2 separate regions of the Homo sapiens genome follow, and region 1 is linked to region 2. The links are chromatin loops, found by intact Hi-C in ENCODE. Cell type or tissue: sigmoid colon. All regions are shown on one strand. Links, peaks and the distances in the headings refer to the core of each region. The heading gives the core; the rest is flanking DNA. Region 1 holds the start of NCF4-AS1 (NCF4 antisense RNA 1). Region 2 has its middle 12 kb from the start of LL22NC01-81G9.3.

Region 1 (14,179 bases), core at 6,180-14,179, 100 kb after region 2:
AACAATTGTTTTTTCCAAGCTAGAATCCCTGCAATGAGTTTGTACCGCTGGTATAAAAATGTTATTAATCAGTCAGAAAATATTTCTCTGGTTACTCATGGTGTCTAGTATGTGTACTGACAGACGGTAAATTGGATACATCCTACAAAGATGGTGGATGTAGGCTTTTTCCAGTTACTGTCAAATGTATCTGGTGTGTTCCTGTAGCACATGGTACGCCAAGAACAGTCAACAGGGTGTAAGCAATTGGTGGGTCCTCATCAGCCATTCTGCAGAGCAGACTGAAGCCCACTGCCAATTGATCAGAGCCAAGGTTTTCATCAGATACCGTTACTTAACAAATCCACCCATGCAATTTTCATCAGCTTCATTATCAGCAAAAGCTTTTCACTTCTGATTTTGACGGGTTCTTACTTGAGCTGTACATAAAATCAAAATTCATCCCCCCAAAAGCATCAAAAAATAAGGGAATAGCAGAGACACATATGGCTGGTAAGCGTTAACTATTCAGCTCAGGGTCAAGGAGTGCTACCAAGTGAGTTTGAGTACCAAGTTTACACAAAAGTAGATTGTGAATCTGTATAGACGTCCCAGCTGTCTTCTGGTTAGTGGTTTCCAGGAATATCTTTTTTCATACTTTTTTTTTAATTTCAATGTTTCCATGACGTTTTACCTTATGTGTGTCTCTTGTACATATGACACTTACATAGATTTAGATTTTTAAAAATTCAATCTGACAGTCTTTTTTTTTTTTTTTTTGACGGAGTCTCACTCTCTCGCTTAGGTTGGAGTGCAGTGGTGCGATCTCGGCTCACTGTAACCTCCGCCTCCCGAGTTCAAGCGATTCCCCTGCCTCAGCCTCCTGAGTAGCTGGGATTACAGGTGTGCACCACCACGCCCGGCTAATTTTTTAGTGTTTTTAGTAGAGACGGCATTTCACCATATTGGCCAGGCTGGTCTCAAACTCCTGACCTCGTGATCTGCCAGCCTCTACCTCCCAAAGTGCTGGGGTTACAGGCATGAGCCGCTGTGCCCGGCCCTGACAGTCTTTTAACTCATGCATGGAATCCATCTATGTTTATGGTATCAGAATTATTGATAAATTTGGACTTTTTACCAACTCACCCATTGAATAATATATATGTGTGTATACACACACACACACGCACACACATAGATGCGTTCATACCTTCTTTCTTTTACACATCTGAAAATTTGCCATCTCATTCTTTTTTGCTTGTTTATCTTTATGGTTACATTCTTTATTTCTTTAAATATTTCAGTCACATAATTCGGTAATCGGTAGTCCCTGGGGCTCTAAAGCTATTGTTTATTGCCTCTGCTCATTCTCACTCACAGAGATTTGGTGATCTTTGACTATGAGCCTTTTGCTTGATATTAATCAGGGTAACTCCTGCCAGCCTAAACTGGAAATACTTTACTCCAGAGGAGACCCTCTTCCGCTTCTGCTTGAAGCCAGGAATGCCACTCTCTCCAGATCACCTCAGCTCTCACATCTAGGGCCTTGGCCTGGCACGGAAGCCCCTGGCGCAGCCTCCCTATCTCATGGCCTCCCCATGGCTCTGCCTTCTGGACTGCCTCTGCACTCCAGAAAACAACACCCCAACTGCTCTGTATTCTGGTTTCAGCTCCTATCATAGTTTTTTTGGTGGGGAGTGGAAGAATCATTGGAGAACTCCTTTGCTTCTTGTGAGGCTCATAATTCCTCAAAGCCTGTGTCCTAGCTGAGGTCTGGTTGTTTTGTGGCAGAAAATTTTCTTGGTGAATGTGGTCAGGCAACAAACTAGAAGCCAAATAACTGGGTTTGGGAGATCACACCTTGCAAGGTCTTTTAAAATTTTTCTTAAATGGATATTTTCTAGTGTACTGTTGTGGTTCAAATTGTATTCTCCCCCAAAAGATATGTTGAATTTCTAACCCCAGTATCTCAGAATGCAGTGATCTTACATGAGATAGAGTCTTAGCTGGGTGCAGTGGCTCACACCTATAATCCCAGCACTTTGGGAGGCTGGGGCATGTGGATCACCTGAGGTCGGGAGTTGAAGACCAGCCTGACCAACATGGAGAAACCCCATCTCTACTAAAAATACAAAATTAACCAGGCGTGGTGGTGCACGCCTGTAATCCCAGCTACTCAGGAGGCTGAGGCAGGGGAATTGCTGGAACCCAGGAGGCAGAGGTTGCAGTGAGCTGAGATCACACCATTGCACTCCAGTCTGGGTAACAAGAGTGAAACGCCATCTCAAAAAAAAAAAAAAAAAAATAGAGTCTTTACAGAGCTAATCAAGTTAAAATGAAGCCATTAGAGTGAACTTCCTTTAATATTTTTTTGTAATGGCAAGTCTGCTTAACAATGAATATTCTCAGTTTTTGCTTATTTTGGAATGTTTTAATTTCACCTTCATTTTTGAGTGGTAGATTTGTTTTATGTAAGATTCTTGGTTGACAGGAAATCAGCTGTTAGTCTTAATGTAGTTCCCTTTTATGCGGTGAGTCATTTTTCTCTTTCTGCTTTCAAGATTTTCTCTTTATGTCTGGCTTTCAACATTTTGACTATGATGTGTTTAAGTGTGGCTTTCTTTGTATTTTACTACTTGGAGTTTGTTGAGCTTTTTGGATATGTAGATTGGTGGTTTTTTAAAAAATAAAAATTGGAAAGTTTCCAATCATTATTTCTTTTCATCCTTTTTCTGTCTCCTTCTCTCCTCTCTTTCTGGTAATCTCATTATGCATATGTTGGTACACTTCATGGGTCCCACATTTCTCTGATGCTCTGCTCATTTTTCTTCACTCCTTTTTCTTTATTTCTTTCTTAAGATTGCATCATCTCTATTGATCTATCTCTCAGTTTGCTTATACTTTCTCTGCTAACATTCTTTTGCCAACTCAAATCTACTGCTGAGCCTTTCTAGTGGACTTTTCATTTCAGTTATTGTTCTTTTCAACTCTAGAATTTCAATTTGGTTCTCTTTTAAAAAATTATTTATGTCTTTGTATTGATATTCTCTATTTGAAGAGTCATTGTTACAATACTTTCTTTTAATTCTTTAAACATGGTTTCCTTTAGTTATTTAAACATATTCCTAATATAAAGTCATTGTTTGCTAAGTCCAGCATCTGAATCCTTCCCTCAAAGGCAATTTTTTTAGTTTCCTTTGCCTGCTTTTATTTGCCTCCTGTGTATGGATTACACTTTGCTGTGTCTTTGCAATTCTTATAATTTTTTGTTGGGAACTATATTTGCCTGTTCTTGCACTGCTATAAAGAAATACCAGCTGGGTGCAGTGGTTCATGACTGTAATCTCAGCACTCTGGGAAGCCGAGGCAGGTGGATCACCTGAGGTCAGGAGTTCGCGACTAGCCTGGCCAGCATGGCAAAACCCCATCTCTACTGAAAGTACAAAAATTAGCTGGGCAAGGTTGGGGGTGCCTGTAATCCCAGCTACGCAGGAGGCTGAGGCAGGGGAATCACTTGAACCTGGGAGGCAGAGGTTGCAGTGAGCCGAGATCATGCCACTGCACTCCAGCCTGGACAACAAGAGCAAGACTCAGTCTCAAAACAACAACAACAACAACAACAACAACAAAAAACAAACAAAAAAACAAAAAAACACCTGAGACTGCATAATTTATAAGGAAAAGAGGTTTAGTTAGCTCTTGGTTCTACAGGCTATACAAGAAGCCTAGTGGCTTCTGCTTCTGAGGAGGCCTCAGGAAACCTTACAATGATGGTGGAAGATGAAGGGGAAGCGGGCAAGTTTTAAATGGCAAGAGCAGGGGAAGAGAGAGAGAAAGAGGAGGTGCCACATACTTTTAAATGGCCAGATCTCACTCACCATCGCAAGAACAGCACGGAGGGAATGGCACTAAACTATTTATGAGAATCCACCCCCATGATCCAACCACCTCCCATAAGGGTCCACTTTCAACCTGGGGATTATAATTAGACATTAGATTTGGGCAGGGACACAGATCCAAACCATATCAGGAACTGAACATTTTAGATTATATTTTGAAGCAACTCTAGATGCTGCTCTCCTATTCCCTCTAGGGCTTAATGTTTTTGTTATTTGGTTTGTTATCTGTTTACTTGTTTAGTGGCTTCACTGAACTAATTTTGTGAGGGCCGTTTCCCCTACAATGTGTAGCTTATGATGCCCCCGCTCGTATTTTTTCCTCTTGTGTTTTTTTTTTTTTTTTTCTCTCTTATCCTGGTTTCCTAGAGGTTGCACCTGGGTCTGCATAAACCACCTATTGGTGAAAAGTTGTGCTGAAGCCCCCTCAATTAGATTGGTTTCACCCCTTACTTTTGGCCGTGAATGTGGTTTGAAGACATCTTTTACAGTACAGGGTTCAAACTTGCCCCATGTTCAGTCAGAAACTGATAGCCCAGCGTTTCTTTCTCCAGTCACTCCTGAGAGTGATCGGCCTGGGCGTGCACGCAGTCTTCCAGACCACCAGGAAATGAGTGTAATTTTATTTTTAAGCCTGCCTTCCTAAGAATCCCCTCTGTGTCAGATTAGCTTATTGTTCAGCCATTGCTTGGTCAGAGGTTATGCTTCAGCCTCTTGAGCTAGCGTGTTTTGCTGATGGATCTGTATGTGGTTTAGGGAATGATTTCAAGTCTGCCACACTTTCCACTCTGATTTCTGCTGTGTGGGTGCAGCCTGGCACGAGAGCACAATCTTTTGAGTCCTCAGGGATGACTGTAGTCCTAGAACCACTATTCTTCGTTATTTCTTTATCTGGTTCTCTGTTAAATTTCTGGCCTTACATTTCTCTTGATGGCATTAGTATCTAGCCCCTCCTTAATTGCCGGCCACCAAGATTTCCATTATTTTTGCCAACTTCTTCGGCATGCTTCCCAAATAAAGTTAGTCCCCTCAGGAAAAGCTGTGGAATTCTCCATCCCTAAGGCCTGACTCTCTCCCTGGGCAGAACCTCTGCACCACTGCATCAGAGCTGGGGATGGGGAAATCAGCCTGCTTCTCCAGGAGTGATGTCCTGTTCTGTGAGTGGGCACTGGAGTGGAGGACGGTATCCCTTGATCTCAGATTGCCCCTCTCAGCATGGAACCCCTGCTCTACCAGAGGGTTAAGGTTCAGCATTCTTAGCCTGCTACGCCTATTGCAGAGCCCTTGCCCTAGGAGGGGGAGCTGAGTGGGTAAAGGGAGTGTCATGGGTTGAAGTGTTATGTTGGAATTAAAAATGACATGTTGAAGTCCTAACCCCTAGTACTCCAGAATGTGACCTTATTTGGAAAGAGGAGGTTTATAGAGGTAATCAAGGTAAAAGAAGATCACTAGGATGGGCCCTAGTCCAATATGACTTGTGTCCTTATACAAGGGGGAATTTGGATGCAGAGACAGACATGCACAGAGGGAAGACACTGTAAATACACACAGGTAGAATGCCATGTGAAGACAGAGTGATCCATCAACAAGCTAAGGAGCACCAAACATTGCCGGCAAACCACCAGAAGCTAAGAAAAGGCAAGGAAGGATTTCCCTACATATTTCACAGGGAGCATGGCCCTGTGGACACCTAGCATTCAGAACTGTGAGACAATCGATTTCTGTTGCTTAAGCTCAATTTCCTGGTACTTTGTATGGGAACTGCAGGAAACTCAGTCCTCTCTGCTGTAATGACCTGGAATAGTGCTTCTACAACACAGGGCTGCAGAGAGAAGAGATTCTGGCAGCCTGTTCCTCCTGGGGTGAAACTGTGGAAGGTTAGGAGCTGAGGGATGAGGGAGCCCATCTTCCTGGCTGCATCCATCCAGAGTGGAGGATCTGGAGTGGAATTTCCATCACATGGAGCTGGGGGTGGGGGGACGGGAACACGATGTGTCTCCAATGCCACCGACTCACTGTTCTTACTGAGACGTAATGATCTACTTGAACGACTGTCTCTCCATGTGCTCTGTGCCCTTAGAACAATTTCCAGAGACTTTAAACAGTTGATTTTAAGTATTTCTCATCAGTTAAACTGCTGTTTCCCTGGGGAGAGGGTCCACCAAGCTCCTCACACCACCATTGTGGGAGTCACACCTGTTTAATTTTTGGTAGATTAGGATAGAAGGAGATTCAGCTCAGAGAAGGAGATCCCGTTGCTTTGTGTCCCCCTCCTCCTGGATGAGACTAGAGTCCTCCCCCTGTGTCTACTTACAGTGGAGACAACCAACCCCGAGACCTGCCTTCCTCCTCCACAGAGCAGCAGAGACAGGAAGGCAGAGGAGAGCTTCTGACCCTCATCACACAGCCGAGGACTTGGCATTGGTGGAACCCCAGAGGGCACCCAGAGCAGATCACTTCTGTGGGGCAGGTGGCCAATCCCAGGAAAAGGGGAGCAGTGGGAGGGAGAAAGGGTATGGCTTGGGGACCCTCGGGTTTCCCCCCAACACAGGGACAGAGCAAGGAAATGGGGTGGCAGGACAGGGGTCTCAGAGCCAGGGCCCCTGCCAGATATAAATGACGCCCTGTGGATGCTCATTAAATGGTATTTTACTCCCCATGAAAGACACTCTTTCCCGCAGCCTGCCCCTTTCAGATGGAATGGTTTATTTAAATCAGATGTAAATAGTAGAAAGAGACAGATTACAAGCCCCACGGGTCCATTAGCCTCAAAGACAGGAAGTCTGCCCATCCTCCCAGGTTTTCCTGGTCCCAATCTCCTCTGAGAGCTGAAGGTTTTTGCTGGTGTCCCCTCACTGCTCCAGGGACACCGTCAGCTCATGGCATCGTGTTGTAGACCCTGTAGTTGTCCTTCTGCGTGATGTGCAGCTTCCAGGGGAAGAGGCGCTTCTGGGAGGGGAGGCCACGAGCCTGCCGCACCATGAGCGCTACGTCCTCATCCGACAGCAGCCGAACCAGATCCCCCTCAGCGTCCCGGTAATTCAGAGCTATGTCCTCTCTCTGGAACTCCCGCCTGCATGGGAAAAGTCAGGGATAATCAAAGGGCCTAAGCGTAAGGTAGGGGTAGGGAGAGGGGGTGAAAAGGGTTTTATGTCCTGAAGCCAGGAGTAAGAAAAAGTCAGAGCCTGATACAAGCCCGTGTCATCCAAGTAATCTAACCTCCCATTGTACAGATGGGGATATCGAGGCCTAAAAGGGAGAAGAGGCTGGGTGCGGTGGCTCACGCTTATAATTCCAGCATTTTGGGAGGCCGAGGCAGGCAGATTACCTGAGGTTAGGAGTTCAAGACCAGCCTGGCCAACATGGTGAAACCCTGTCTCTACTAAAAATACAAAAATTAGCTGGGCGAGGTAGTATGCACCTGTGATCCCAGCCACTCAGGAGGCTGAGGCAGGAGAATCACTTGAACACAGTAGGCAGAGGTTGCAGTGAGCTGAGATTGCACCACTGCACTCCAGCCTGGGCAACAGAGTGAGACTCCATCTCAAAAAAAAAAAGGAGAAGGAGAAGAGACTTTCACGGAAATTAGTGGCACAGCCTGAAATGTCTCGTGTATAAATGTGCTAAAGGATTAAGAGTTGTGAAGAAGAGTGGGTTTGACTGGGCACAGAGTGGGGCTGTATAAAGCCTCAGAGAGACACCTGTGTGAGGCTATTGAGGAGAACCTTGTAAGGACAGGAACTGTCTGGCCTGGGTGCGGGAAGATGCGCATCCTTCTACTTGGCTGGTGTACGTAGAAATTGATCTGAGCTTTCTACCAGTAATTTCACAGTGTGGGCCAGAAGCCTATGAGACTTGCAAATGCTTTAATCCCCAAATCCACTTCTTGAAAATCATTCAAAGGAAATGATCAGATAAGTCATCAAATAGGTTAACTAAGATGGTCTGTACAATGTTGTTTAGAGTAGTAAAAAAGCAGAAGAAATCCTAAGAGGCCAGCAAAAGCGCATGGCCATGTTAATGATGTAGCCACTGAAAGGTTTTGTGCAGCCAAAGTGACTTTTGTGTGTGCATGTGTGTGTGGGGTGTAAGTACTGAAGAAATCTGAGTGTACGTCACATAACGAGGGGAGTAAAAATATGAGGTGATTTCACTTCTTTGTATCTTTCTGACATGGTTACTGACATTTCTTTTTTAATATATAATGAGTTGGTACAAGTTTTATAGTCAGAAATGTAGCAATGCGGTTACCATTCTGTAAAATAACTGTCCAGCAATGTCCTGGACCTGGGGGGGTAGTGAGTCCCTGAGAGTGGATGGTTCAAGTCCAAGGCTTTTAGCCAGAGAGACTTTAGCTCCAGCTGCAGATCCGGATCTAAACCCACAACCTGCGTGAGCTCAACCAGTTCCCCTAACCTCTCTGCAGCTTCCCCGCTCATCTCTAAAGTGGGGAGATGCTGCCTAACCTGCAGGGCTGGGCTGCGGATAAAAAGAGAAGACAAAGTACACGCAAAACCCCAGCACCTTAATACTAGTGCTTAACATTTCTCCCTGCGCTCTCTTCTCCAGAGTATCTAACTCCCCAGCCCCATTCCCAGCCCCTCACCTTGTGAGCTCCAGCAGGTCTTTCAATAGGGGAGTGCTGCTGAGATCTTCCTCCACCGCGATGTCCCTAAGGGGGTGACAGGCTGGAGTAAGGAGGCATCAGGCTGGAAGTGGGGTGTGGGGTGGGGGAAAGGGGAATGAGGCTGGCCAGGCCACCCTGGACGTTGATGGCTTGTTACAGCATTGTGGCTCATCTGGGAGCCACTGGGGGCTTTGGAGTGGGAGAGGGACCCATGAGAAGGTGATGTGAGGGGCAGTGGTCGTAGGGATGGCAGGAAGGCTGGACAGGCCCCTCCCTCCCAGGCCACAGACTTGATGGTGCTGATGGTGTCTTCGTAGTAGTAGCAACGCAGCCAGTTGGTGGGGTCGTCCTCCTCAGGGAAGTCTTTGAGGATCTTCACGAAGGAGAGAGGGAAGATGCCCGTGGCTCCCCGGACAGTGCCCTGCAGAGGAAGAGAAGGGATGCCATGCTGGTGAGAGGAGAGGCAGCAGAGCCACGCCTCAGAGCCCTCAGCCCCGTTCTAGTGATGGGGAAAGGCAGATGAGGTCCGGGTCTTCTTCTGTAGAGGGAGGAGGGAAAGCGAGGAAGTTCGCTGAGCTGGTCACTTCTAAGAAGGCTTATATTTGGGTTTTACAATATGCCAGAATCTGGATTTATATAGAAAGCTGCTTTTATCTCACTCATTCACTTATTCATTCAACAAAGGCTTCTTGAGAACCAGCCACGTGACAGGCTCTGGGCTCTCAAAATAGATAAAAGTCCTTGGGCCGGGCGCAGTAGCTCACACCTGTAATCCTAGCACTTTGGGAGGCCGAAGCTGGTGAATCACTTGAGATCAGTAGTTCGAGACCAGCCTGGCCAACTTGGTGAAACCCTGTCTCTACTAAACATATACAAATTAGCCAAGCGTGTTGGTGCGGGCCTGTAATCCCAGCTACTCGGGAGGCGGAAGCAGGAGAATCACTTGAACCTGGCAGGTGGAGGTTGCAGTGAGCCGAGATCACGCCATTGCACTCCAGCCTGGGCAACCAGAGTGAAACTCTGTCTCAAAGAAAAAATAATAATAAAAAAATAATAATAAGTCCTTGCCCCCACGGAGTTTCCAGTATGATGGGGAATGACACGCTGTGCGCGCTGTGAACAATGACCTATCCAGTGAGTCAGATGGCAGCAGGTGTTACAGAGGAAAATAGAACAGGGGAGGAAGAGGATGAGGGGTGAGGAAGGGCCTGCTGCTGATCCCGCTCACTCACTCATTCATTCATCAGATACAACTGTGCCTCTACTCTAGACCAAGTAGCCAGAAATCAGACCCAGACCCGGCCATGGCCTGGGCTTTGGGCACGTGTTCTGTTCATCTTCACAACGACCCTATGGAACATGGATTATTTACATGCCATTTTACAAACATATTAACCAAGGCTCAAAGTGGTCCCCTCCCTGCCCCTCTGCCCCCACCTTCAACCTGAGGCCAGAAGTTAGCCAGCATACTGATAAGTAGGACTTTCCGGAAAACAGGAAGGCAATACATGTTTTCTATTTCTGGAAAGTGGCCCAGAGATACTCCTCAGGCCTCTGTAAGAGCCCTGAGTTCCTGAGATGGAGATCTATGATTAGGGTAAAATGGAAACTGCTAAACTGGCTAAACCAGTGGTCACTACTAGCTCCTCTCCAGGGCCTGGACGCTAGGGACCCAACCCAACTCTTAAAGGTCCTGGGACCCCTGGGGGCTGACCCTGCCTCTGGGCCTGTCCCAGAACCTCCTTCAACACTCCCCACAGGAGCACTAAGTCTGAAGACAGGACCTAATACAAAAGGCTGGTCCCAGGCCAAGGCCCAACACAGCCACTTCCCACCTCCACTCACTGAGTCAGAACACAGCCCTTCTGTGGGCCACACAGGGACAAAGCAGTGACTGGGAAAGTCCCTGGCTTTGAAGTTTCATTTAAGTCTCCTAATGACCCTAGTACCTGGCCAGGCGCCGCACACCCAGGCTCTGGGGCGAGCCCTGGCCATCTACCACCTCCTTTACCCTTTCCAGGAAGCCGATGAAGAAACATTTACAGAAAAGGAAACCGCAAGTTTGAGCAAGTTTCCAAAGGTCCACAAAGCTAGTGAAAAACAGAGCTAGGAAATGGCCCAAACAGGCTGACTCTGAGTTCACACTCTTCATCAGCAGCTTTTACTGCTGTGGGCAAGGTATGTACTGTTGTCCCATATTACACAAGTGGTTGCGATTTCACCCCTCAGGAGCAAATATCTGGAGAGCCATGTGATTGGTGCAATTTAGCAGTGCTGCTGGCATCTAGTGGAGAGGCCAGGGATATTGCTGAACAGCCTGCAATGCTCAGGACAACCCCACAAGGGACCATCTGGCCCCAATGTCAATAGTGCCCCTGCTGAGACACCCATTACAGACCAAGAAACTAAACTCAGTAGGTTAACTTACTTGCCCTAAGCAACCCATTTTTCAGGGTCAGAACCAAAGCATGAGCTCCAAGAATGTTCTGCTGCCACCGAACACCTGCCTCCCCAAAGGCTTTGTTCCCGCAGGCTCCCCAACCTGCCTGGATCTCCAGGGCTATCCTCAGATAGCATCTCTTCCCTGAGGCCTTCTGAGACCATCCTCAGTCTCTGAAGCATACAATGCCTGAAGCAACCTCACCTCCAGCCTCACCTCTAATCTCAGCCTAACCTTACCTGCATTCTCACCTCCATCCTCACCTCCAACCTCACCTCCATCCTTATTCCCAACCTCATCTCCAACCTCATCTCTAACCTCACTTCCAACCTCACCTTCATCCTCAACTCCAAACTCACCCCCATCCTCACCTCTAATCTTACCTCCATCCTTACCTGCAAACTCACCTTCCTCACCTCTATCCTCACCTCCATCTTTACCTCTAAACTCACCTCCAATCCCACTTCCATTCTCATTTCTATCTTCACCTCTAATCTTACCTCCAATCTCACCTCCACGCTCACCTCCATCCTCACCTCCAATCTCACCTCCATCCTCACCTCCAACCTTACCTCCAATCTCACCTCCATCCTCACCTCCAATCTCACCTCCAGTCTCACCTCCATCCTCACCTCCACTCTCGCCTCCACCCTTACCTCCACCCTCACCTCCAATCTCACCTCCAATCTCACCTCCATCCTCACCTCCAGTCTCACCTCCACCCTCACCTCCAATCTCACCTCCATCCTCACCTCCAACCTTACTGCCAGTCTCACCCCCATCCTCACGTCCACCCTTACCTCCATCCTCACCTTCACCCTCATCTCCACCCTCAATCTCCATCCTCACCTTCACCCTCATCTCCACCCTCACCTCCATCCTCACCTCCAATCTCATCTCCAATCTCACCTCCAACCTCACCTCCAATCTCACCTCCAACCTTACCTCCAATCTCACCTCCATCCTCACCTCCAATCTCATCTCCACTCTTACCTCCACCCTCACCTCCAATCTCACCTTCATCCTCACCTCCAATCTCACCTCCATCCTCACCTCCACTCTTACCTCCATCCTCACCTCCAATCTCACCTCCACCCTCACCTTCATCCTCACCTCCAATTGCACTTCCACCCTCACCTCTATCTTCACTTTTAATTTCCCTCCAACCTCACCTTCAATCTCACCTCCATCCTCACTTCTGAACTCACCTCCAGCCAGTCTTTGTTGATCCGACTGAGGAGGAAGATCACATCTCCAGCTTTGAAATTCAGCTCCAGTTTGCTGTTTCCAGTGAAGTCAAATAGAGCCTGAGGAGAAGCGTGCAGTAAGGAGGGAAGGAGAGAACACTCACTGAGTTCCTATAGAAGTGCCTTACATACTTTAGTCTCCCATTTTACAGATGTAGAAACTGAGGCTTGGGGAGAATAAGCGACTTCTCTGAGGCCACCCCATTTTTTAGTGGAGGAGCTGGGAATTGAACCCAGGTCTCCCTGACTCCAGGATGGGTGCTCCTTCCAAACCTGGTGGGGGTGAGCACACAGGGAAGGGTTCGAACTCTCTGGGCTGAGCACCCACCCTGGTCCCCAGGCTTCATCGTGGGCTGGGCCTTGTCTGAGTCATCTCTGCAGCTTCCATGCCTAAGGCAGGGCTGACTCAGAGGAGGCCCAGGTAAACTGTCCGGATGAGCGTAGGGATGGAAGCATTCTCCTCTGGCTCCGCACGCTGGTCACATGCCCTCCCCTTAGCTGGGCTCGGGGGACCCCCAGTGGCAGAGGCTGAGGCTGTAACCCCTTCCTTCCTCCTGGTGCCCAGCACTGTCCCAGGCACACAGCAGCACCCAGCAGGAGAGGCCCAGTGGCTGGCAGGTGGGCCAAGGCAGATGCCCACAGTGTGAGAGCCTGGCCAGCGTGGGGGCGGGGGTTACCTCTGCTCTCGGAGCTGCCATGCGGTCAACGCTGTTGCCCTGTGGGGACACGCTCTTGCTGTGGAGAGAGAAGAGGGGCTTGTTAGCCCTGTGATTCTCTCAGGGCCCAGCTTCCTGCTCCTGTGTCCAGAGGAGCCCCTTGCAAGGAGCAGGGAAGGCAGAGGAGACAGAAGATGCTGAAATGTGGCTGCAATTGCTCCTCTGGGCGGGCACACTTGTCCCCAAATCCTCACAACCTCTTTGGAGGTGGGATTGTTCTCCCTTCTTTATGGACCAGGAAGCCAGGCTCAGAAAGCAGGTGGGGAAGGGGATACACGCTCATTCGGTGCCTTTCACTTGCCAAAGTGTTCAGATGTGTTTGTTCCTCTGCTCCCTACAACCAAGCTCTGATGTAAATGTGACTGTTTCTAATTTTTCAGCTGAGGGAAACTGAAGGTTGGAGAGGTGAAGTGCCTTGCTCTGGGGCCTGCGGCTGCCACATGGCACAGCTGGAATTAAGACACACCTGCCTGTGTGCACAGGGGAGATGCCAGGCATGGAGAGGACCCTTGGAGACATTGGTGGGAGGAAGCAGAGGGAGGAGCTGGTGGGGAGCTCAGGAGCTCCGTCCTGCTTTTCCCAGAATTCTTAGTAGCAGCAACCTGGGCTTTGGAAGCCCAGCAGTCTACGAGTGGCTTGAATTTTTGGTGGGAAGGATGGGCTTTTTGGAATAAGGGAGGAACAGTGTGCTCTGGAGGCCAGCATGATACAACTAGAGCCATAGCTGGCCCCATGGAGCTCCAACACACCAGGGAGAAGGCATTCCCAGAGATGCTCAGAGAATGTTTGTGGATGGGGCAGCTTTTCCCTCCTCTCTGCCCCCAATTCTTTCCAGGCACCCAGAGCTTCTGGGCTATCCCCAGTAGTTGCTGTGGCACCAAACTCTCTGGAGTCAATATCCCAGTCCTCGTCTTCCAATCCTTATTATCACATTGAAAGGCACACACCCTCTGTCCCTCCAAGCCTGAACATGACTTTCTAAACCCATCTAATAAATCAAATCATCCTGGAGTGTCCAGGGATATGGCTGATCTGTATTTTCCTTCTCTCCTTTCAGGGAAAAGAGATGCTTTTCCAGCAGGGACCCAGGGCTCTGGCCATGTGGAAGCCCAGGGGCTGGTCACTTACACTTTCCGGGTGCGCGGGCGGAGCCGGCGGAGTGCCTGGGGCACCTGCTCTGAGTCATAGGGCGACTGGTAAAAGAAGATCCGGACGTCCTCATCCATCAGCACCCAGACCGGCAGGCTGAGCAGGCTCTGTGTGGGTGAGACAGC
Region 2 (15,062 bases), core at 2,807-10,806:
TGTGGGAGACAGAGATGAGTAGTCCTTGGCTCAGAGAGATGATAATATGAGACAAAGATGAAATTAATACAAGGTGGTGAAGGGTCAGGAGAGAGAGGGTGCAGCCTGGGGGATGGAAGTCAACTGCCTGGGGCTTCCAGGGTGGGAATTTAGAAGCTGGGGAGCATTGCTCCTGGCCCCAGGTGATTTGGGGTCAGCGTTACTAGAGCTTTGGAGCAGGTCAGGGTCCCATGCAGACTTCCTAGGGTAAAACATTCCAAGTCTCCAGAGGGAAGGGAATTGGTCACTGTGGGCCCTTTGGAGGTCAGAAATAAATAGTTCAGCTGCTCATTTGCTCCCCAAATGGTTCCCACAGCACATCCTCTCTGGCTGTCCCTAAACAAGCAAGCCCATTCTTTTGTGCAATCAATTCTGGGTGATTATAGGTTTCTTCCAGTCATCTTGACCTGTGACCCCCCTAAGGGATTTTCCCTAGATTTTGTTTTATATAATATTTATTTATTTAATTTTTTAAATATTTTTGTTGTTGTTGTTGAGACAAAGTCTCACTCCGTCACCCAGGCTGGAGTGCAGTGGTAAGATCTCAGCTCACTGCAACCTCCCGGGTTTAAGTAATTCTTGTGCCTCAGCCTCCTGAGTAGCTGGGACTATAGGTGTGCATCACTACATCTGGCTAGTTTTTGTATTTTTAGTAGAGATGGGGTTTTTACCACGTTGGCCAGGCTGGTCTCGAACTCCTGACCTCAAGTGATCCACCCATCTCAGCCTCCCAAAGTGCTGGATTACAAATGTAAGCCACTGTTCCTGGACTTCATATAAGATTTAGTTAGGTCTATTTACCTTACTCCCCAACCTTCTTGCAATGTCCAACACAGATAAGTTGATTCACCAAGGAGAGACCACATTTTCTCAGACTTAAGGGACTTGAACCACAGGGTGACCCCATTAAGAATAATAGCTAGCACTGAGAAAGCACTGTATACACATGAACTCACCTAGTCACCACAACACCCCTGCTAGGTAGGTACCTTTATTGTCCTCATTGCCTCATAGATCCAGAAATTGAGGCACAGAAAATTCTAGTGACTCCCCCAAGGTCACACAGCTAGTGTGTTGGAGCTGGAGTTTGAATCCAGGTGGTTTAACTTGGAGGTCCTCAACTTTAACCTCACCTAGGTCACGTTGCTCAGGGGAAGTACAAACTATGGTGGGCAAGGTTGAGGTCTAGAATACGTATGTAAAAAGTCCAGAGGAGAGGCCGGGTGCGGTGGCTTACGCCTGTAATTCTAGCACTTTGGGAGGCCGAGGGGGACGGATCACTTGAGGTCAGGAGTTTGAGACCAGCCTGGCCAATATAATGAAACCCCGACTCTACTAAAAATACAAAAATTAGCTGGGTGTGGTGGCGGGTGCCTGTAATCCCAGCTACTTGAGAGGCTGAGGCACGAGAATCACTTGAACCCAGGAGGCGGAGGTTGCAGGGAGCCGAGATCACACCACTGCACTCCAGCTTGGGTGATAGAGCAAGACTCAGTCTCAAACAAACAAACAAACAAACAAAAGTCCAGAGGAGGCAGTTTACATGGAGATTTTCATATTTGCTGCTAGTCATTAAATTCTTCCTAATTATGAAGCGGGAGAGATATTTTAAAGCTGGGTGAAGGAGAAGGAAAAGCTGCAGATGCATTTGGTAGGATTTGGGGAAAAGCCAGGCAACTTCTTCAAATAAATTAACCCGAGATAATTACAGGCTGACTTGAGGTCCACAGTCCAAGCAGGGCTTCTTGGACTGTAGACTTGAAGTCTTTATAACACTGTGCTCCCTCCCTGAGGAAGAACAAGAGGAAAAAGGCTGGGAGGTCTTTAGAGACCCCTATCTGCACCTCCCTGTTTAACAAATGGGGAAACTGAGGCCTGCATGGACAATAAAGTGAACTGTCAAGGTCCCAAAGCATGTGAGAGGAAGACACAGAATTGAGCTCAGGTGTTTCGGCTTCCTTTGGGGCACCCTCTCAGTGACCTTGCTGCCCTGGCTAATTCAATGCAGGGTGGCCAGAACCAGGACTCAGCTCTGGATGCCAGCTCAGCTGCCAAACAGCTGTGAGACCCTGGGCAAGAGGCCTCCTCTGAGCCTCAGTTTCCTCATTTGTAAACTGGGGATAGTCAGAGAATCTACCTTATGGGGCGGTTGTGAGGGTCTAGGGGCTCCTGGGATGAAGCGCCTGCCATAGTACCTGGCGTGGAAGAGGGGCTGGATAAGTGTGATTTAGCCTTAGTATATTTCCCACATACCTCAGCCACCCAGAAATGATCAGAAACAAAGAAAGGACAAAGGAGAAACCGTTTCAGTTTAGCCGCAGGAAAGCTGAGAAGGGAGATGAAGGATATCTGTAGGGACAGAAATTAGACCCTAGGGTGGAGTCTGGGCCGGGCTTTGCCTGCAGGGGGCAGATAAGCATATTACACATTGCCCAGCTGAGAATAAAAACCAAAGCCCCTCCAGAACAGTCCCTGGGGACCAAGCCACATGGCTGGGGAAGAGCCTCAGAGTTTGGGTTCCCTAAAAGCAGACCCCGGAACAAGGATTCCCATGCAAGGGTTTACTTGGGAACCCTCATGAGGAGATGCAGGGAGGGGAGTGGGGAAGAGAGAGAAAGAAGGAAGCCAATCAAATGTACACAACTGGCCGGGTAGGGCGGCTCACACCTGTAATCCCAGCACTTTGGGAGGCCGAGGCGGGCAGATCACCTGAGGTCAAGAGTTCGTGACCAGCTTGGCCAACATGGTGAAACTCTGTCTCTACTAAAAATTCAAAAATTAGCCAGGCGCGGTGGTGGGCGCCTGCAATCCCAGCTACTCGGGAGGCTGAGGTAGGAGAATCGCTTGAACTTGGGAGGCAGAGGTTGCAGTGAGCTGAGATCATGCCACTGCGCTCTAGCCTGGGAGACAGAGAGAGACTCCATCTCAAAAAAAAAAAAAAAAAAAAAAAAAGAAAGAAAGAAAGAAAGAAAAAAAAAGTACACGATGACGGAAATTACCCCTGGAACTTAACTCCCCCCAGGAACTCTAGGAAGCATGTAGAATCTGTAGAACCTCAGAGCTATCGGGGCGTTGGGGTAGGGCTGCCCCCATGGCAGGGGAGGGCTGCACCTCCTTGGCACTCGCAGCCTTGGGGCAGGCTCTGCTCCAGCGGCGGTGGCAGTAGCGTGTGTCCCTGTCATAGGAGGCCAGTGTGGGCGCTGGCGGCAGGAGTCAGGGGGAGCACCCTGAATGGTCCAGGTGGCAGAGTGGGTGTCAAAGGGAAACACAACCGACATGAGTGCAGGCAGTGGAAGTGGAGGCAGATTTGGTTCAGCAGGGGAAAGAGCTGAGCTCTGTTCCAGCTTCTGCAGAGGTGGCTGGGCAGACGTTTGAAAGAAAGAACGTGGGAGCTGGGAAGACAGCAGGCACTCAAGTGAACAGCGATGAGGGCTGGGCAGGGTCGGAGCCATCCCGCCAGTTGTGTCTATGTCTGCAAGCTGGCAATGATCTCAGCTGGGATTCAGTTCACCCAGAGACAGGGAGACAGAGGCCCTGTCCTTCCTGAGGATTCCATTTCAAAGGAACAACTTTCAGGCCGCTCCTGCGCTGTAGAAGATGCACACATATCTCAAAGGGACCAGGGAGGGATTCATCATCGTAAGCTGTTCTTAGGTTAATTTTCTAAGAAAGAGAGGCCAGGGCTGGTATAATTTGGGTATGTGTTTGTTGCCTCCCAAATCTCATGTTAAAATGTGATCCCCAATGTTGGAAGTGGGGCCTGGTGGGAGGCGTTTGGGTCATGGGGTGGGTCCCTCGTGGCTCGGTGCTGTTCCCGCAGTAGGAGTGAGTACTTGTGGGATCTGATTGGGTAACTGTGTGGCCCCTCCCCCCTCACTCTCTCGCTCCTGTTTTCATCATGTGACAGACATGCCTGCTCCCGCTTCGCCTTCTGCCATGAGTTAAAGTTCCCTGAGGCAGCTGGCTCATGACTGTAATCCCAGCACTTTGGGAGGCCGAGGCAGGTGGATCACGAGGTCCGGAGATCGAGACCATCCTGGCCAGCATGGTGAAACCCTGTCTCAACTAAAATACAAAAAAATTAGCCAGGCGTGGTGGCACGTGCCTGCAGTCCCAGCATCTCGGGAGGCTGAGGCAGGGGAATCGCTTGAACCTGGGGGCAGAGGTTGCAGTGAGCCGAGATCCTACCACTGCACTCCAGCCTAGCGACAGAGCAAGACTCCACCTCAAAAAAAAAAAAAAAAAAAAAAAGATTCCCTGAGGCTTCCCTAGAAGCAGATGCCAGCATGCTCCTTCCTGTATGGTCTGCAGAACTGTGAGCCAATGAAACCTTTTTTCTTATGAATTAACGGCCAAATACAGGGACCTATTGTCAGGCATTGGCTAGAACAAAAACAGTCAATTCTCCAGGTAATGTTGAGCTTTCTCAAGCAGCATTATTTATCTATTTATTTATTCATGTATTTATTTTTTTAGAGACAAGGTCTCATTCCCTCACCCAGGCTGGAGTAGTTGTGCAATCATAGCTCACTGCAGCCTCCAACTCCTGGGCTCAAGTGATCCTCACACCTCAGCCTCCTGAGTAGTTGGGACTGCAAGTGCATGCCACCATGCCTGGCCTTTTTTTTTTTTTCAGACAGAGTTTCGCTCTTGTCACCCAAGCTGGAGTGCAGTGGCACGATCTTGGCTCACTGCAACCTCCGCCTCCCAGGTTCAAGTGATTCTCCTGCCTCAGCCTCCTGAATAGCTGGGATTACAGGCAACCACCACCACGCCTGTCTAATTTTTTGTATTTTTAGTAGAGACAGGGTTTCACCATGTTGGGCAAGCTGGTCTCTAACTCCTGACCTCAGGTGATCCGCCTGCCTCAGCCTCCCAAAGTGCTGGGATTACAGGTGTGAGGGCCATTTTTTTTTTTAAGGTACAGATGGGGTCTTGCTATGTTGCTCAGGCTGGTCTCAAATTCTTGGGCTCAAGTGATCCTCCCTCCTGAGCCTCCCAAAGTGTTGGGATTATAGGCAGGAGCCACCGCACCCAGCCTCAGGTGACATTTTAATGGGGAGAGGATGGTGGTGCTGGAGTCATCCAAGGGACACGTCCTGATGCTGTTAGGAGCCAGCTAGAGTTTGGTCTTCCCTTAGTGCTGAGGTTAGGAGAGAGTTTTTCTGTGCCAAGAGCCCTGCAGTTCAGTGGGTGGGACCTGACAACTCCTCTTATAGGAAGACACCCTCTTGCTAGTCTTTTTTTTTTTTTTTTTCTTTTTTGAGACAAAGTCTTGTTCTTTCACCAGGCTGGAGTGCAATGGCATGATCTCGGCTCACTGCAACCTCCACCTCTTGGGTTCAAGCGATTCTTCTGCCTCAGCCTCCCGAGTAGCTGGGAGTACAGGCACCCGCCACCACATCTGGCTAAATTTTGTATTTTTAATAGAGAGGGGACTTCACCATGTTGGCCAGGATGGTCTCGATCTCCTGACCCTATGATCTGCCTGCCTCGGGTTTACAGGCATGAGCCACTGCGCCCGGCCCCTCTTGCTATTCTTCAGCAGCCTTGGAGTGAGAAACCTGAGGCCCCTGTCCTTCCCTGGAACAGAGAAACCTGCTGTCTCACATGCATATATGCACACACACACACACACACACAAACACACTGTACATGAACTTACACACAGACATCTAAGGCCGGGCGTGGTGGCTCACACCTGTAATCCTAGCACTTTGGGAGGCCGAGGTGGGTGGATTGCCTGAGGTCAGGGATTGGAGACCAGCCTGGCCAACATAGTGAAACCCCATCTCTACTAAAAATACAAAAATTAGCTGGGCATGGTGGCGGGTGCCTGTAATCCCAGCTACTCGGGAGGCTGAGGCAAGAGAATCGCTTGAACCCAGGGGTGGAGGTTGCACTGAGCCCAAATTGAAATTGAACCACTGCACTCCAGCCTGGGTGAAAAAGCAAAACTCCGTGTAGAAAACAAAACAAAACGAAACAAAAACCAGACATCTAAGCACGTTTGTACAAGCAGGTGCACGCAAACATGATGCACACACACAAATATACATATTTGTACACATACACACCTAGGCACAGCATACGAAAGCATTGCTAACTTAAGTCCAAATACAAGGTTGCCAGTCGGCTTCATGGGCATGCAGCCTATAACCTGTGCAGTCCCAGACGGCTCATTCTCAGAGGGCGCTGCACTTGATTTAATGCCCTACTGTTACAATATTGAGATTCTTAATAATTTTTGAACAAGGGGCCCCCACATCTTCATTTTGCACTGGGCCCTGCATGTACAGATGCACACACAGGTGTTCTCTATCTCATTCTGTCTTGCCCTCTCCCCTATCTTGACTTCACATTGGAAGTTCCCACACATCTCCATCCTCAACTCTGAAATCCAAGGGCTTAAAATGAAAAGGGAAAACTGCAGCTGGGAGCGGCTGCCCCTGCGGAAGGGGGGTTGAAGTAATGTCTGTCGCTGACCTGTAGGTGGCAGCACAAGCCGAGCCAAGCCTCAGCAGCGGACCGGAAGGAAGGAGGCGGGGCTGGGAGGAGATGGGTGTCACCGCGTCACTGGTGCAATCCTTCTACAAACGGCACGGAGATTTCCCAAAGCACAAGATTCTGCGAGGGATTGTCTCACTAACCCATTCTTCTACCAATTCAGTTTTAACAGTTTTCTTTCTTTCTTTCTTTCTTTCTTTTTTAATTTTCTGATTACAAATGCAACATTTTTTATTATAGAGAATAGCGTCTAAACGAAAGTAAAAATCATCCATAATTAGATACTTTTTGGTTCTTTTTATTTACTTATTTTAGAGTCAGGGTCTCACTCGGTCACCCAGGCCGAGTGCAATGGCGAGATCTTAGCTCAATGCTGCCTCGAACTCCTGGGCTCAAGCGATCCTTCCGGGGACTACAGGTGTGCGCCACCAGACCTGGCTAACTTTTTTTTTTCTATTTCATCCCGTGGCTAACAATGCCTGACTTCCTGGGAACGCAGCCCAGTAGCCCAGCCCCTGTTCAAAATGGAGTCACTCTGGTTTGAATGCCTGTAACAGTTCCAGCTCCCCCTTGGACCTCTTTTCCAGCACCTCTGTCAGCCTGGCTTACTTAGTGCTCCTCTGGCCAGCTCTGCTCCGCTGCGGGGGCCGCTCTTGGAGGAGGTGTGCGTGTCCCATAGGGGCACCTACACTGCACAGCGCCCCCGTGAGGGAGATGCACTGGCTCAGCAGCTCCCCATACTGCCTCGGGTCCTGCCCTCCTCTAGGGCACACCCCACAGCCTTGGCCTGCTGGGGTGTTCTCACCCAGTTGTCTGCCCCCTTGGATGGGCTCTGCGTGGCCACTCACGCCTCACTCCCTTCCTTGGGGTCCACGTGCATTTTGGAAGCTCCTTCATCCTGTGGCGTCATGGGGTGGAAGTGTGGCAGCCCCACTAGCCTCCATCCCCCGTGGTCTCCCTCCAACCCTCTCCTCCCTATCAGAAGGCAGAGAGCACAGCAAGGTCCGGCAGGCACGATGGGTTGTTCTCACTGGGGAACAAAATGTGAGTCTCCCCTTAGTGAAGACCGCCAGGCTCTACCATTGCTCCTCTGGGAGATATCCTCACCTGGCTTGGGGCAGAGGAGCTCACCCCAGCTCCTTCTTCACGGTAAGGGGGAAGGAAAAGCCACAGTTTTTCTTACCTGGCCAAGCACTCACCTCTCTGACACTTCTTCCCTCTCTCTCTAGCCCAGGTCTCCCTGGCCCAGAGGAGGGCCAGAGTGTGTTAGTGAGGATGTGGGGTTGCAGAACCCTGAGAGGGCATCTGACCCCCACTGTTTATGGTTCTCTGCAGATGTGGGCTCTTTGATGACTCTTTATCTGAATTTGGAGTCTTGAAAGTCCCCCTTATCATATTGCTACACTAACCAGATGCCCACTGATGGGAGCTTCAGATATTTCCACCTTGGGACTATTACAAACCACACCCACGGAGCATCCTTGGACACATCTTTTCATGCTCATGTCAGAATCGTCACAGCTCAATGGATTCTTCTTGCCCGCTGCCCTAGAAGAAACCAATGAGAACGGGAGGTGTTGCCACCTAGAAAGAGTTTAATAATCACAGGGCCTGCCAAGCAAGGGGAACAGGGAGAAATTTTTCAAACCCATTTCCCTGAGAATTCAGAGGCTAGGGTTTTTTTTAAGGGTACTTTGGTGGGCAGGGGGTTGGGGAACTGGAACCGTTGATTGACTGGAGATGAAATCACAGGGGCATCTAAATCTGGCCGGGCACGATGGCTCATGCCTGTAATCCCAGCACTTTGGAGGCTGAGGTGGGCGGATCACTTGAGGTCAGGAGTTCGAGACCAGCGTGGCCAACATAGAGAAACCCCGTCTCTACTGAAAATACAAAAATTAGCTAGGTGTGGTGGTGCGTGCCTGTAATCCCAGCTACTCAGGAGGCTGAGGCAGGAGAATCCCTTGAACCTAGGGGGCAGAGGTTGCAGTGAGCTGAGATTGTACCACTGCACTCCAGCCCGGGTGGAGAAGACTCCGTCTCAATAAATAAATAAATAAATAAATCTGCCTTCACGCAGCTGAATCAGTTCCTGGGAGTTGGGGTGGGTTGTGGTGGGGGTGGGCAGTCTCAGAACAAAGTGGTATCTGTTGGTTTATCAAAATGCTAAATCTGAAAAATATCTCAAAGACCAGTTTTTTTAGATTTCACAATAGTGATGTCATCTATAGGAGTAGTTGGGGGAATTATAAATCTTGCCACTTAACCCCCAGTTAAGTGACTCTGGACAGTAAGCAAATTATAGAAAAACAAGCTAAGCACTGGGCAGTCATTGTTTAATTCTGCCTATTCCTTAGCAAAGTTCAAGCCTCTACCTTAATTCTACCCTTGTCTTATGAATGCAGCTTCAGTCTTTGGACAAGGAGAGGAGTGGTGGGGGGAATCAGTTTTCCTTGCCTGTAAGTTTAGCTATAAACTAAATTCCTCTCATAGTTTCTTGAACTCTGCACTAAAATAAGCAAAAAAGCAATTTAGCCTGTGAGGTTAGAAGCAAGACGGAGTCAGTCACATTAGTTTTCTCTAATTCATTACTTGTAATTATTATTATTATTATTATTATTTATTATTTTTTTTAGATGGAGTCTTGCTCTGTCACCAGGCTAGAGTGCAGTGGCGTGATCTGGGCTCACTGCAACCTCCGTCTCACAGGTTCAAGCGATTCTCCCGCCTCAGCCTCTCCAGTAGCTGGGACTACAGGCATGCACCACCACGCCCAGCTAATTTTTGTATTTATTTATTTATTTATTTATTTTGAGATGGTGTTTCACTCTTGCTGCCCAGGCTGGAGTGCAATGGTGCCATCTCGGTTCACTGGAACCTCCGCCTCCCAGGTTCAAGCAATTCTCTGCCTCAGCCTCCCGAGTAGCTGGGATTACAGGCGCCTGCCACCACGCCCGGCTAATTTTTGTATTTTCAGTAGAGACGGGGTTTCACCATCTTGGCCAGGCTGGTCTTCAACTCCTGACCTCGTGATCCGCCTGCCTCCGCCTCCCAAAGTGCTGGGATCACGGGTGTGAGCCATTCTGCAAAGGCAGTTTCAGTATTTCCGTGGGCTAGGTTTCTGAGAGTAATAGGGCATGTTTAGTTAAAATGTTATCGTGTAAGTTAACAAATTGCCTTCCAGAAACACACGAATTTGCACTGTCATGAGTGAGAGTGAGCATGCCCGTTTCCTCCTCTTCTCATGGACTTTTGCTGTCACTTGCTTTATTTTCAGTGATATGAGAGGTCTAATAGGATCACACAGTTGTTTCATTTTGCATTGCTTTATTAGTGAAATCGAGCACCTTTGCTCTGGAGGGCCTTGATTATGCTTGCAACCTTGGGAAGGGGATTCAGAGAGAGAGAAACAAACAGAGGGAACACGCTATTTGACAGCTCTGAAAATACAGTCCTCCAGAGCAAAAGGGCATCTTCGTTCTCCTCACAGGCACCGTCAGCCCTTATAGTCTATATCTCAGATAGGCAAATTCCTCCTGCCAGGTTTTAAAAAATATATTACTTTTGGCCAGGCACGGTGGCTCACACCTGTAATCCCAGCACATTTGGGAGACCCAAATGGTAGATCATTTCAGCGGATCATTTGAGGTCAGGAGTTTGAGACCAGCCTGACCAATATGGTGAAACCCAGTCTCTACTAAAAATACAAAAAAAATTAGCCAGGTGTTGGCCGGGCGCAGTGGCTCACGCCTGTAATCCCAGCACTTTGGGAGGCTGAGGTGGGTGGGTCACGAGGTCAGGAGATCAAGACCATCCTGGCTAACAAGGTGAAACTCCGTCTCTACTAAAAGTACAAAAAATTAGCCAGGTGTGGTGGTGGGTGCCTGTAGTCCCAGCTACTTGGGAGGCTGAGGCAGGAGAATGGCGTGAACCCGGGAGGCAGAGCTTGCAGTGAGCCGAGATCACGCCACTGCACTCCAGCCTGGGCAACAGAGCCAGACTCCATCTCAAAAAAAAAAAAAAAAAAATTAGCCACGTGTGGTGGCAGATGCCTGTAATCTCAGCTGCTCGAGAGGCTGAGGTAGGAGAATCGCTTGAACCCTGGAGGCAGAGGTTGCAGTGAGCCGAGATCCCGCCACTGCACTCCAGCCTAGGTGACATAGCAAGACTTCATCTCAAAAATAAATACATAAATAAATAAAATAAAAATAAAAATATATTATTTTTTATCCTCTTTCCATTCCTTCTTCGGTTTTCGTTGCTGTCTGCCCTAGTCCAGGGTCCAAGTGGCCATTGTGGGGAAGAGCCAAAGTCCTTCCATGACACTTTTTTTTTTTGAGACAGAGTCTTGCTCTGTTGCCAGGCTGGAGTGCAGTGGCACGATCTCGGCTCGCTGCAACCTCCACCTCCCAGGTTCAAGCGATTCTTCTGCCTCAGCCTCCTGAGTACCTGAGATTACAGCCACCTGCCACCACCCCCGGCTAATTTTTTGTAGTCTTAGTAGAGACGGGGGTTCAACATGTTGGCCAGGCTGGTCTCGAACTCCTGACCTCAGGTGATCTACCAGCCTCGGCCTCCCAAAGTGCTGGGATTACAGGCGTGAGCCACCGTGCCCGGCCTTCCATGACACTTTTAAGACTACTGTTAGCATTCAGAGGGTGTAGGTCTGTTGGAGTCTTCAAAGCAGAACAGCTATAAGAGAAACCATCTCGATATACAGGATTGTCCGTGTCAATCCCCTGTCACCACCATTCCCTTTGAAGGTTTCCTCTGGATGGCAGAGACTTCCCAGAAGCCCCTTGTGTGGTTCTAGCTTTGTTCCCCAGTGAGAGGCTCTAGAGAAAGATCTAGAAGACAGGAGAGAAGGAGAGGACACTGTCTTCTGAAGGTGCCAGTAGCCAAGTGTGGGGCAAGTGAGATGCCCAGCCCCTCCCTTGGGAGCTCTTGAAAGCCATCCTTGCCCATTAGTGGCAGCTTCTCCCACCCACTGGCGGCTTCTCTGGCTTTTGCTCTGCATGCTCTTTCCACAGTTGTTTTGGTTTTAAAAGGGGTTTTTGGAGACCAAATATTTGAATATAGGAATCTGGAATTGTTCTTTTCATCTTTTTAGATTTGAAGGCCACAGTGACTTCATTGCCAGTAGAAAGTGAGACACTAGCCGTTCATGACATGCTTTGACAAATCAGTTACCTAAATTAGCATCTGTAATTGCCTGGGGTCAACTGCCTATGGCAAGCAAGGCCTTGGGACATCAAGTAGCTATTGCAATATAAGATTCTTATATTAGATTCTTCTTGTAGAACCGGCGGGATTTTTCTGACCATACTGGAAAAAGTGGAGGAAAAATAAAGAGACAAATTTAGGACTGTAAATTTCCAGCTGAAGGCAGAGATAGACCACCAGAGAATTATTAGATTACTCTGAAAGAACTCCTTATTTCTTATGGTCACAGGGCCAAGATTTCTTTTCTCTATCTCTCTCTCTCAGTCTCTCTCTCTTTTTTTTTGGAGTATAGTGGCGTGATCACAGCTCACTGCAGCCTTTACCTCCCAGGCTCAAACGATCCTTCCATCTCAGCTTCCCAAGTGGCTGGGATCTCCAGGTGCGCACCACCAAACCTGGCTAATCTGAAAAATTTTTTGTAGAGATGAGGGTCTCCCTGTGTTGCCCAGGCTGGTCTTGAGCTCCTAGGCTCAAGTGATCCTCTCACCGTGATCTCCCAAAGTGCTGGGATTACAGGCAGGGCCAGGATTTCTAAAAACCAAACTCCAAGTAAAATAAAATACAAATTTAATTCATGACCTTGCTAGATCTCTTCTGTAACAAGGGATTAATTGGGAAGGAGAGAGACTCTAAGAATTAGAAGTGGAAATTTGGGCAGATTTTGATAAATCTGAATACCTTGAACCCCAGACTTCATCTCCCTAGTCATCAATAGCAGCTCTTTTCCCTACTGGAGATCAATCTTCTTTTGCCTCAAGACTTTAATTAACTCACCTGAGGCTGCTGCCCTGAAGGGACTGTTGATTTTACTCCCACCTTTTATTATTTTCAGAACCATAACATCCTGGCAGACCCTCGGGTAATGACGACCAAAGCTGATCTGGGAGGAGGCATTCAAACAATTGCAAGACCTTTGCCAATTTATAATGTCAGAATCCTGAGGAATACGTGAAGGAATGAATTTCAGGCTGCGAGACCAGGGCAGAAGGAACATAACGTTGAACAAACAGAACTGATGAAGCTGGAAGCGCTGGCTGGAGAGCCTGGCTTCAATCTGTCAGACGGAGCAGCTGGGGGCTGCTCTCATAGCTCACTGGGTGCTGCAACCCCAACCCAGGGCCCGTGGTCCATTAAATGCAGTCAGGATGCAGGCATTTACCTTGCTATATCATAGAGGAGGGGATTCAAGGCTTAGGCAGATAGGAACGTTGAAGTGTATTTATGGTGCGCAACCTGCTCAGCCTTCCCGGGGGATGATACAGAGGATGCTGTCTTCATTAAGCCTTTTTAAAAATACTTTGGTGTGATGAGACACAGTGAGGCCTATTGGGGATGGAGAAACCTAGTTCCAATCGGTCACCCGGGGACAGGGAGCTACACTACGGTGCAGATGTGCAGCTGCACAGAGACAAAAATATTATGTAATGAGCATGCGGAATGCCTGCTCAGAGTGAATTGTTGTTAGAACAAGTTTATAACAAGACATAATTTATAACGATGTGCAAACGCTTGCTGGCTGCTAGATGAAATACACAGTTAGCCTGTAAAATATCTTACCAAAACCAGTTCAACGGGAAATAGAGGCTGAGCACGTTGGCTCACGCCTGTAATCCAGCACTTTGGGAGGCCAAGGTAGGCAGATCGCTTGAACCCAGGAGTTCAAGACCAACCTAGGCAACATAGTGAGACTCTGTCTCTACAACAAAGAAAACCCCCCAAAAAACAAATAAATAGTCAGGCTTGGTGACGTGTACCTGTAGTATCAACTACCCAGGAGGCTGAGATGGGAGGATTGCTCGAGCCCGGGAGGTCAAGGCTGCAGTGAGCCATGATCATGCTTTTGTACTCCAGCCTGGGTGACAGAGCAATACCCTATTTCTTAAACAAACAAACAAACAAACAAACAAAACAAAAGGAAGTAGAAATGCTAGTGAGAAAGAAAAAAGATGAGAATGTTTCTGATGTTTATTTTAACCTGATACCCAATTTAATACTAAGCTTTGGAAACCCACGTGGAAGTTGACTGAAGGCAGAGACAGGCCTGGCATCTTGGAGTGGCATTTGCCTGGGACACAGAACCTTGAGAGGTGAATGCCAGCAGACATGTAGAAAAAGAAAGAGTGTTTTCAGAAAGCAAGAAGTCTCCTTTTAAATGGTAAAATACTAAAGAATAGAATAATTATAGAAAAAGTGGAGAAGTGTATTTAATAATCACTTATAAATGCATCAGGCCTAGACAGTTTAACAGGCAAGCTCTTTTGTTTTTAAGCTCATTTAAGATGTTAAGTTCTTACAAGGCAGATTACTTTTTAAGTAACAGATAATCCTCATGTTATTTAAATAATACCAATGGAAAGATAAAGATGGAAGGAATATCCCCCAATTCGTTCAATGCAGCTATTATATCTTAAAATGTGGGATGAAAACACACAAGGCCCTTTAGAAAGAAAACCCAAGATCAAGAGGATGATGCCTCTTTGTACAACGAAGGTCACCTAGCTGCTAATCAGAAACAGTTGCAGGCTAGAGTTTAAAGCTAGAGAAAAGCCTCAAAGCCAAGAGTGTCGCTTTACCTGAACTTAAACTCCTGTCTCCCAGAAAAAAAAAAAAAAAAAAGAACTCTGCTGATGTTAATAAAAGCGTTAATTTACTCATTGTTGCATGTATTAAGTCTCTTTGAAAAGTTTAATTATTTCAAATGCATGTGATACATTGCTGAGGCTAAATTACATAATTCATGAAAATTGATGATGGCTCAAAAATTAGTCAGTGTACATAAATGATTCAACAGTAAGCTTAGCAGATTTCTACAAAAAAGCATGATATTCATAAACTGTGAAACCTCAGTGGATAATTGCAGCATTAAGAGATCTCTACTGTTCTCTTTTTACGATACCAGAATTTTTGAATATATGGTATTTGACAGCTTTTTAAATCTTGAAATCTAAGTGTAAAACAATTCTTTTTATTTATTTTTCTTTTTCCCTTTTTATTTTTTAGTGACAGGGATTTGCTGTGTTACTCAGGCTGGAGAGCAGTGGTGTGATCACAGCTTACTGTAGCCTTGAACTTCTTCTTTTTTTTTTTTTTTTTTAATTTGAGGCGGAGTCTTGCTCTGTTGCCCAGGCTGGAGTGCAGTGGTGCAATCTTGGCTCACGGCTAATCTCTGCCTCACCTCCTGGGTTCAAGCAATTCTCCTGCTTCAGCCTCCTGAGTAGCTGGGATTACAGACATGTACCACTATGCCCGGCTAATTTTTGTGTTTTTAGTAGAGACGGGGTTTCACCATGTTG

The links. Hi-C counts contacts between places; a loop is a spot of excess contacts. Peaks named below come from ENCODE experiments on the same cell type or tissue, not always from the same donor. Only the 100,000 strongest peaks of a DNase experiment are listed, where the experiment ranks them.
Region 1: a loop joins it to region 2, with 15 times the contacts of the local background. A loop is called at or near these places in 44 of 110 quality-filtered maps.

What each region holds. Positions count from the first base shown.
Region 1 is chr22:36,870,397-36,884,575 of GRCh38, reverse strand. NCF4 (neutrophil cytosolic factor 4) reads right to left here. Exons shown (of 10, transcript NM_000631.5): 5 at 14,034-14,161; 6 at 12,867-12,924; 7 at 12,151-12,249; 8 at 8,793-8,923; 9 at 8,482-8,547; 10 at 6,561-6,948. The coding sequence ends at 6,753. NCF4-AS1 (NCF4 antisense RNA 1) reads left to right here and starts at 14,133. Exons shown (of 2, transcript NR_147197.1): 1 at 14,133-14,179. RefSeq lists a silencer at 5,414-5,606 and an enhancer at 12,245-12,783. In sigmoid colon, for the core only: a CTCF peak has its summit at 10,774 (motif pointing left); a DNase peak (open chromatin) is centred at 10,756; H3K27ac peaks cover 1,777 bases; H3K27me3 peaks cover 940 bases.
Region 2 is chr22:36,969,710-36,984,771 of GRCh38, reverse strand. No RefSeq gene overlaps it. Among named protein-coding and RNA genes, the nearest start is that of LL22NC01-81G9.3, 12 kb to the right of the region's middle. RefSeq lists cis regulatory regions at 2,108-2,707, 3,723-4,050. In sigmoid colon, for the core only: a CTCF peak has its summit at 6,523 (motif pointing right); DNase peaks (open chromatin) are centred at 3,947, 6,571 and 7,221; H3K4me3 peaks cover 876 bases.